3 separate regions of the Homo sapiens genome follow, and all the other regions are linked to region 2. Evidence: chromatin contacts called from ENCODE Hi-C or POLR2A ChIA-PET data. All regions are on one chromosome and are shown on one strand. Each heading gives the region's core, a stretch centred on a gene start or an enhancer-like site at or near the end of the contact. The rest is flanking DNA. Distances are from core to core; before and after follow the strand shown.

Region 1 (2,765 bases), core at 170-2,669, 650 kb after region 2:
CCTTCACATATCCAAGCTATGGAGAAACAGTTTTGAACATGCTGGAACTCAGGGGATGCTGACCCATGAGCTTTTTTCAAGAAACCTGACACCTGGGAAAACTGGTGAAACAAGATTAATAGTGAGTGTTTAATATATTTAACTGAAGATCTAAGACTAAACCAAAGGTAAGATAAGAATCAAAGGATGATATAGAAACATGTTCTCTGACAAAGTCAGAAAAAAGCACAACCTAAAAAAAGAAAGAGAGGGAAAAGCATAATTAGCTCAATGATTTACTTACAAAAGTTGGGAAACAAATGACATCATTTCAAGCTACCAAAAAAAAAAAGCAGAAGCTTAAATATATTTAGGTGCACAGAGTGCAAGTAAAGAAAGAGAATATGCATTATTCTAATCATTAAAATTGAATGGCAGAGAAAGGAAGGAAAGAGGAGTTTGCAAAACAAATTATATTCTTCTTGCTTACAGTAGAGACCCAGTCAATATTATCTAAAGGAAAGAAGGAAGAATGGGTATTATAAAAACGTCAGTACTAATACAAAAGTTCAAACATTTCCAATTATCAAAAGCAAAAAACAGAACAGAAAAACTAAGAAAACAGAACACATGGCAAAAGTTTTTTATAACTCTTTTTGAAAAAAATGAAGCATTTTTTAATGCCAGAACTGGGTATAAACATGTGGTGAGAGCTTATAATTTTATGTTGCCTTGGCATCCATCTTAAAATATGTTTTAACTTTCTCATACCAGAAGCAGGGCTCAGTCAGCCTTGACACCGTTTCTAATACTATTCCCCACTGGAATGGCTCCAGTTGGTGGCCAGAGATACTGCTTCATTTCAAGGAACCATTCAGACATTTGCCTGCAAACTTAACGTGACCGCCTCTCAGTCAGGGGGACCTCCTGGAACCAGTGCCTGCTTGCTTTAAATTCAACAATTAAACCTGTTTGGATAACACTCTGAACCCAATAAAGGTATTGGTCTACGGGTCCCTTCTCTCTCTCTCTCTCTCTCTCTCTCTCTCTCTCTCTGCCTGTACTCCTTGGTGTGTGGTGTGTGTGTGTGTGTGTGTGTGTGTGTGTGTGTGTGTGTGCGCGCGCGCGCGCCCGCGCTCCCTCCAGGATCTGTAAGTACCAAAAACGCTTAAACTTTCACACTGCGGTTGTGTCACTGAAGCAGTGCCTGAAATCTAATCCCTGAGTGTGACGCCGCCCCAAAGGGCCCCAAGCAGGTAGATCCCATGCTGATGCTCTTTTATCCTGGCCTCTCAGCTGTTGAGGAGAGTAATTGCCGGGCTAAACTGATAAAGTTTCATTCCAAACAATTAGCCTAGTCTGCAGGATTGCAGTCGCGGCTTGGACACCATCCCGGTGTCTGTCCCCCGCAGAGGGCTTGCTACCTTGCTGTATCAGCTGGCCCAGCAGGTCTGGGGCCGCGCGCTGCTTACAGGCGCTGGATCTCGCTGCTCGTCGCTGCGCGCTACTAGGTCCTGCTGTCGTCCGAGTCGCCTCCGGGACTCTCCGGAATTGTAGCGGCTGTAGCCGGCTCCTTGCCTGCGGCGCGGAGGGCAGGTCCCAGTGGTAGGAGGATGTGTTCCCTTTGCAGAATCAGACCCCCTCCTGGGACTGTGGGGACCCTCTGTCGCCGGCCTCCATTGGAGGATGCGTTGTCCCTGGAGCTGGGTGCGCTGTTGCGTGACCTGGGGCCTGGGTGGTGGGCGGGCCTGTCCATGGCAAAGGGCACGGCTGCGCGCTACTTCCCGAGAACCCGCCAGCAGGCTCTTGGGAAGCAGCGATTTCTCCTTAGTCACAGTCAGAGAGGGTGATGCGACACACTGGGCTTCACTGTGCTCGTGAAGCGGAGCCAGGGTGAAAGGATCATATGGCCTAACCCTAACCCTAATGGGAGTAACTTCACCTGCGTCCCACAGGCCCCGCAAGAGTGACGCTGCCAGGCAGGCGCCGCCCTGTTCGGTTCCTGCTGCTGTCGCTCCTCGCTCCCCACCACCTCCAGAGCTCCGGTGGGTCACCATGGAAAGGGAAGCCGCTGCCTGCAAGGCCAGCAGACACAGAGGTCACCCTCCAATTTTTTCGGGTAACATTCTGTAAGGACAGAACACCAGGAGGCTACTCCTACCACCAGGAGCATGTCAGGTAAACATCCAGAGAGATGAAGGAAGAAAAAATTTTATTTTAGCCACCAAGAAATACAAGCCGTTCTAAAGATTATACTTAAAAGAAAAAAAAAACAAAAAAAGGAAGGAAAAAGGGGACCGATGATCTTGCAATCACGGAAGTTGTAGAGAGCTGGCTGCCTAGAGACACTGTGCCCTTCCCTCCTCCCTCTTTTCCTCTTATCAACCAGAGGCAGAGACTAAGAATGCCTTCAAGCAACTAAAGCCTAAAATAAAAAAGAAAGAAAAGAGGAAGAGGGAGAGGGAGGGAGAGAGAGAGAGAGAGAGAGAGAGAGAGAGAGAGAGAGAGAGACTGTTGCTTTATGCTATTACAAGTCCAAGAAAAAAAAAAAAAGAGATGAACTTTAAACTTTAAATACTTAGCAGCTGCCAGGTCTAGCAAACATGCTAGCCCTAGATCACTTACTGATTTATAAACAAACCCCTAGATACAGAGGGGGAAAAAGGTAATTAAATAAAAGTTATATATAATATTTTAACATAAATATATGTTGATAAATGGTGTATATGATATATTTGCATCTTTTGATATAGTTAGAAGTTCATAATGCATATAGCAATTTATAT
Region 2 (2,773 bases), core at 68-2,567:
CATGAGCACTGTACCCAAGGCCAGAATCTACCCGGCAGTCTGCACTGGGGAGATGAGAAGTTGGGGCAGGATGACCAGCGGCGGAGGGAGCCTCCTTAATCCTCTTTCCACGCGGGGTCAGGCAGGGAAGCCTGGGGTGCAGCGCCTCTCGGGGGACGGCATCTTACAGAAGGAGGTGCAATGGGGGACAGGAGCACAAAGTTCAGGAAAGGATAAAAGGCCGGGTGCGGGGTGGAGCGTCCGCTTCGGACAATCTGCTTAAAAGTCGCTTCACAAACTCTGCAAGTTTGGGATCAATATTTACACCCTCTCTGCCTTCTCCCGCCCGTTTTCCCGCTGCTACTCAAGAAAGTAACTGTCCCCTGCTGCTCTGTGTAAACGCGGCACCTTAAATGATTATTGCATGGACCACGGTTACTTTGTGTGTCTGTGCGCGCTGCCCCTGGAAAGGAAAAGAAATAAGAGAATCCCAAATCATATACAGATGGTACAACTTTCACTTTTCCTCTATGACGACGAAGGCGCGCCTCTCTCCATCCGCTCACACCACACCCCCGCCCTCCGAAGCATAGCCCGGGCTGGAGAAGCCCCAGCGGCGGCGGCCCCCGCGGCGGAGGTCCCCGCGCGCACCCACCATGCCTCCCGCCTCCTTCCGCCCATCCCGAGCGCCGTGCGCGCCCGAAGCCCGAGCCGTAGAGCGCCACCGCGCAAAGGAAGGAGCCAGGCGCGTGCGGGGCTCGCGGAGTTCTTCTGAACCCTTTGGATGGGGGCGGAGGCGAGGGGCGCCGCCACCACTGCGGCAAACTTCGTCCCCCCTCCGGGAGGTGAAATTCTCCAATCCGTCTCCGGCCGGTCCGCGGGTCGGACTCTTCGGAAAGGACCTTCCAGGAGGAGGGAGCGAATGCAAGCCTTGCTCGGACGCCTCACCGGCGGCTCTCTAAATCTGGGCGCCTTTTGACAGCCATTTTCACTCCATCCCGTCCCCACGCTGGGGACCACCTCTGGCCCCGGAGGCGCGGGCGCGGCCGCAGGAGCGGGCTGCGGGGTCCGCGAAACAAAGAACTTCGAGCGGGACGTACCTGCGGCGGCAGCGGCTGTCAAGTCCCCGAACTTCCCATAGACCCGCGGACGGGGCGCAGGCTGGCGGCTCCCCGCTCCGCGCGGCCGCGGGCGGCTACGGCTACCGCGAGCGGCCGGGCTGGGCGCGGGGTGCGCCCGCCGCGGGCATGGTGCGGCGCGGGCGGCCGCGGGGCGCGCGGGGAAGGCGGGAGAGCGGCGCGGGTGAGTGGGAGCGGCGGGTGTGCGCGAGTGCGAGTGTGCGAGCGCGCCGGTGGCGCTGCCCCTGCCCGCTCCCTCCCGCTCGTGCAGCTCCGGCATCAGTTTCGGGGATCGTGTAATCCGATCCCTTCTGACTCACAAGCCCTGAGTGACAGTTCTGATTTGGTTCAACCGCGGGAGGGAGGGGAAAGAGAAAGAAAGAAACCCCCAGCCGTACGCCTCTCCTGGCATCCAATCGACTTTCTGGAAAAAGGTCCCATCCCGGCCTGGTGCCCCGTGCTGGGTGGAGAAGCCCCCCGCCCCGACCTGGCACCGCCTGCACTACTCACGGGGTGGAAAAGTTGTCCCTCGGCTCCGCGCTCCCCTCCCGCGCGCTCCCTCCTTCCCTTCTCTCCTCCTCTTCCTCCTCCTCCCCGCGCTCCTCCTCCCCCAAGTTTTAACAGATGTTGCCGGACTCTCCTCGCTCCCTCGCACTCTCTCTTCCTCCGCCCCGGCCCCCGCCCAGTCCCTTTTCTTTCAGCCACTCTCGGGCTCGGAGGGGACGCGCTGAGCAGCAGGACGCCTGCCGCCGCAGGGGGCGAAGTTGGGAAAACTTGGAGTGCTGCTCGCCTTACTTTTGCTTTCTCGCTCCTTCCAGGCCGCGCCGGGAGCCCCCGCTTCTCCCGCCCGCCGGGTCCCCAAGCCCGGAGTGGGTCCCAGCTGCGAGGCGGGCGGCGGCGGCTGGGAGGCGGCGCGTCGCGGGCCGGGGTCGGGGGCTGGGGGGGAGCCCGGGCGCCGCGAGCCACGCGCGCGCTCCCTCCCCGCCCTCCGCCGCCGCCGCCGCCGCCGCCGCCGCCTCCTCCTCCTCCTCCTCCTTCTCCTCCTCCTCCTCCTCCTCCGCCCCTCCCCGGTCTTCACACAGACACATTCATGCCTGCTCCTCCTCTTCCCCCTACTTGACCCCGCGCCCTCCCGGCGCGCCGAAGCCCCACCCACCCGGCGAGGGGAAGGGGGCCCGGGCGTGATGTCACCCGCGCCCTCTCTCTTCTCTCTCCACACCGCCAGGACACCCCCCAAATGCGCGCCCTGGCACTCGTGCTGCGTCCTGTCTGCTCCCATCTTCTCCCACCCAGCCTCTCTTTCTCACTCTTGCTCAAGGGCTGGACTCCCCTTTATTCTTTTAAGGCTTCTCTGATTACCACCGCCCCCCATCCTTGGCTCCCCATCTCCTTGTTTTACATTTTCCCAAAGCCATCCCCGAAACTCCCTCTCGCGGGATGATGCCTTTGGAAGTTCAGGGTTTTTCTCTCCACCGGACTCGTCTGCCCTCGGGGCCAAATCCGCGAAGCGAGGAGGAGCTCCCACCACACAGCCTGCTGTCCCTATGGGCCACTTTATAAAAGACACAAAAACAAAGACCCCAGGCTTGGAGCCTGGTCTCTAACGTGCCGCTTTTCCTTGAGCTACAAAGTGTCTCTGTCCCTGCTTCATTTTCAGAGGCCCATGCTAGTAAAAG
Region 3 (2,700 bases), core at 9-2,508, 620 kb after region 2:
AAAAATACAAAAATTAGCCAAGCATGGTGGCATGCGCTTGTAGTTCCAACTACTCAGGAGGCTGAGGCAGGAGAATCGCTTGAACCCAGGAGGTGGAGGTTGCAGTGAGCCAAGATCGCACCACTGCACTCCAGCCTGGGCAACAGAGTGAGACGCCATCACACAAAAAAAAAAATAATCATGTGAAGAAACTGGCCCTTTGCCCTGGGATGCTTGAAGACTGGTTTTTGGAACTGACATTATTAATGTCCAAGATAGAAGCATTGTAACTGAGTAAAGAAGCAAATTTCCAAGTGGTATCTATAGTATTTCCCTCTTTTATAGTAATAATATAGTGTATGTACTGAAAATATCTCCAGGACTGTATAACCAAAAAGTGGACCAAAAAATCCCTTGAATGGGAGACCTTTCATGGTCCTATCTTACATGTTTCTGTGGAGCTTTCATTTTTAAGCTTTTCCAATCAGAAAAAATAAATTGAATAAAGACTTACGCGTTGGCTATTATTTTGAGGCACTGACACTCTGGATATTGGAAATAGGCTGAGTTTGATCATTGCATTTCAAAGCACAGATTTTCCCGCACAAACCAAACTAGAGGAGAAATGCCACGCAATGCAATTTATGCTAGAAAAGGCTTGGCCCTGCGCGGAGGTAGGGCGAGTGGAGCTGCACAGTGAGACCTGCGTGCGGGAGGCGCACTCCACCTCAACCCAGCGCGCCGCCTGGAACAGCCCCCGGAGCCGGGGAGCTGAGCTAGGGAAGGCCGAGGGCTTTGCCTGCAGGCCATTGTTAATAAAACTCATTACTCTGGGAATGTTCCGAGGCAGCCCGACCCTTGCCTGCCTAAGAAAATCAGCCTCTGCTCCTCATTCTAAGCCCTTATCCAACGTCCCCACCTGCAAGACCAGTTCCTGAGGGTCGGCATGAAGAAGAGGAAAAGCACGTGGAGGATAGAGTAAAATACGTAGACTAAGAGAGAAAGTAGGATGCGGTGATGGAAGTGAGAGCCGCTTGGAAAAAACTGGGAGAGAGGAGGAGGAGGTGGCGCTTGGAGCAGCAAAGACTCTGCGGTGTGTGCGCGTGCGCGCGAGAAAGAATGGGGAAAGTAATAGATACTCGAAAGGCTGACTGGGTTGATGAATGGAATTCCCCTCCGTAATTTTTGGAGTCATAATTTTTGCCCCTTGGACTGTGCTTCTTGAAGTGCAGCGTGCCTGGAGCCCGGGCCGTGGGGCCACTCGGCTACGGATGCTATGTGATCTAACCAGGACCCAGGAAGGGGCCCTCTGGCTGCAGTGAGAGAGGGGTACACGGGGCGACACGCAGTGTTCTCAGGAGGGCGGCACAGCTGCTGCAGGTGAGAAGTGCTGGGGACGGTCGAGATCACTGGACGCCCTCAGAAATGGTACTGCGGCTGGAGAAATCATTAACGAGGAAAGAAATAACCCAATTTCCGGGAGGCTGGGACAGGAGAATTGCTTGAACCCGGGAGCAGAGGTTGCCGGGAGCCGAGATCGCGCCACTGCACTCCAGCCTGGGCGACAGAGCGAGATTCCGTCTCAAAAAAAAAAAAGAAAAGAAAAGAAAAGAAAGGAAAAGAAAAGAAGAGAAAAGAAAGAAACACCCAATTTCAGAAAGAGATGAGAATGGAGAGCTCAGAAGACACAATTTCTCTCTCACACTTCTGCCTTCTGGCCACATCCTCCCAGACAGGATAAATTTGAAGGTGGTTCCCCCACGCCCCGCTAAAGAAAGGTAGAGGGAAAAGTGGATGATTAATGATTGCCTGGGCTGACTTAAGTCACAGGCATTATGAATAAAAAGCAGTATGAATTACCAACCCCTGGAGCAATCCCTGTCTCCTACATTCCGGATCTTTAATGGTGCCAGCCCTGCCCTTGAACTGAGTTACTCCTAAACTCGAATTTGAATTTGTTAAACTACTTAGTCACGGTGAACTCTTTAGTGAAGCTGAAATTTTCAGAGTAAATGATTTTATGGTAGAGTTCTTTTAAAATACAATGCTTTTACAAACTAGTCCACTTTTGGCTGCCACACATTTTAGGTTTAAATGAACCATATTTTAAAATATTATAATGAACACTTCCTGTGTTGTCAGGTAGAGACCACTGTTAAAGCAGTTTCTCAGGTGTTTGAAAACAGGTTGTTACCATTCATTCTTAAAAATATTAGTCTTGGGCTTTAGACTTAGAAGACCTGGGCTTCAGGTTCCACTCACTACTAACTTGGGCAAGTTATTTACCTTATGAGCATCCTTTCCTAATCTGTAGAAAGAAAACAAAAAAAAGAATAAGAATAGCACTTCACAGAGCTTTTGTCAGAATTAAATTAGATAAACGACAGAAATGGATCTGGCACCATACCCAGCACATTCTAAATGTTAGTTTTCTTTCTCTTCAAATTATTAATTTGCTTTGCAAACCTATTTTCCTGCATCAACAGTGCAGTGAACTCTAGATGAGCATTTTAGAATCACATGTAATTTTAAATTATTGGGGTATGTGTTAATAATGCTGTTTCTTATAATAATTTATGGCAATCAATATTAAATTGCATAACAAATATTCCTTTGCAATACACACATAAAATCAGATGCTTCTATTCAACAATCAGCTCTCAGTCCCTGGTCTGACCATAAGTTTATCAATAGTCTATCCTGAACCTATTTTGGTATCAC

Evidence for each region. A loop is a pair of places that touch in the nucleus more often than their neighbours do. ChIA-PET counts read pairs that join two places held with the same protein, here RNA polymerase II (POLR2A). Pooled maps may share reads with other maps.
Region 1: a pooled map shows a loop between it and region 2 (5-fold over the local background). The contact joins the enhancer-like site here to the promoter of GLI3 in region 2. A Hi-C loop is called at or near these places in 1 of 37 single-sample maps with no recorded cell type and 7 of 50 pooled maps. POLR2A ChIA-PET finds 5 or more read pairs at or near these places in 1 of 52 experiments (MCF 10A).
Region 3: a loop to region 2 is called in a pooled map, with 2.8 times the contacts of the local background. The contact joins the enhancer-like site here to the promoter of GLI3 in region 2. A Hi-C loop is called at or near these places in 1 of 168 maps with a recorded cell type or tissue (A673) and 4 of 50 pooled maps.

The regions. Positions count from the first base shown.
Region 1 is chr7:42,886,997-42,889,761 of GRCh38, forward strand. No RefSeq gene overlaps it. Among named protein-coding and RNA genes, the nearest start is that of C7orf25, 24 kb to the right of the region's middle. RefSeq lists enhancers at 1,380-1,923, 1,519-1,568 and a silencer at 1,389-1,438. Within about 2 kb of position 1,420, at least 34 of the 41 ENCODE cell types and tissues checked have a DNase peak (open chromatin) inside an H3K27ac peak, as active enhancers do.
Region 2 is chr7:42,235,892-42,238,664 of GRCh38, forward strand. It overlaps GLI3 (GLI family zinc finger 3), which reads right to left and starts at 1,318. Exons shown (of 15, transcript NM_000168.6): 1 at 1,080-1,318. RefSeq lists an enhancer at 1,062-2,043.
Region 3 is chr7:42,855,978-42,858,677 of GRCh38, forward strand. No RefSeq gene overlaps it. Among named protein-coding and RNA genes, the nearest start is that of C7orf25, 55 kb to the right of the region's middle. Within about 2 kb of position 1,259, at least 5 of the 41 ENCODE cell types and tissues checked have a DNase peak (open chromatin) inside an H3K27ac peak, as active enhancers do.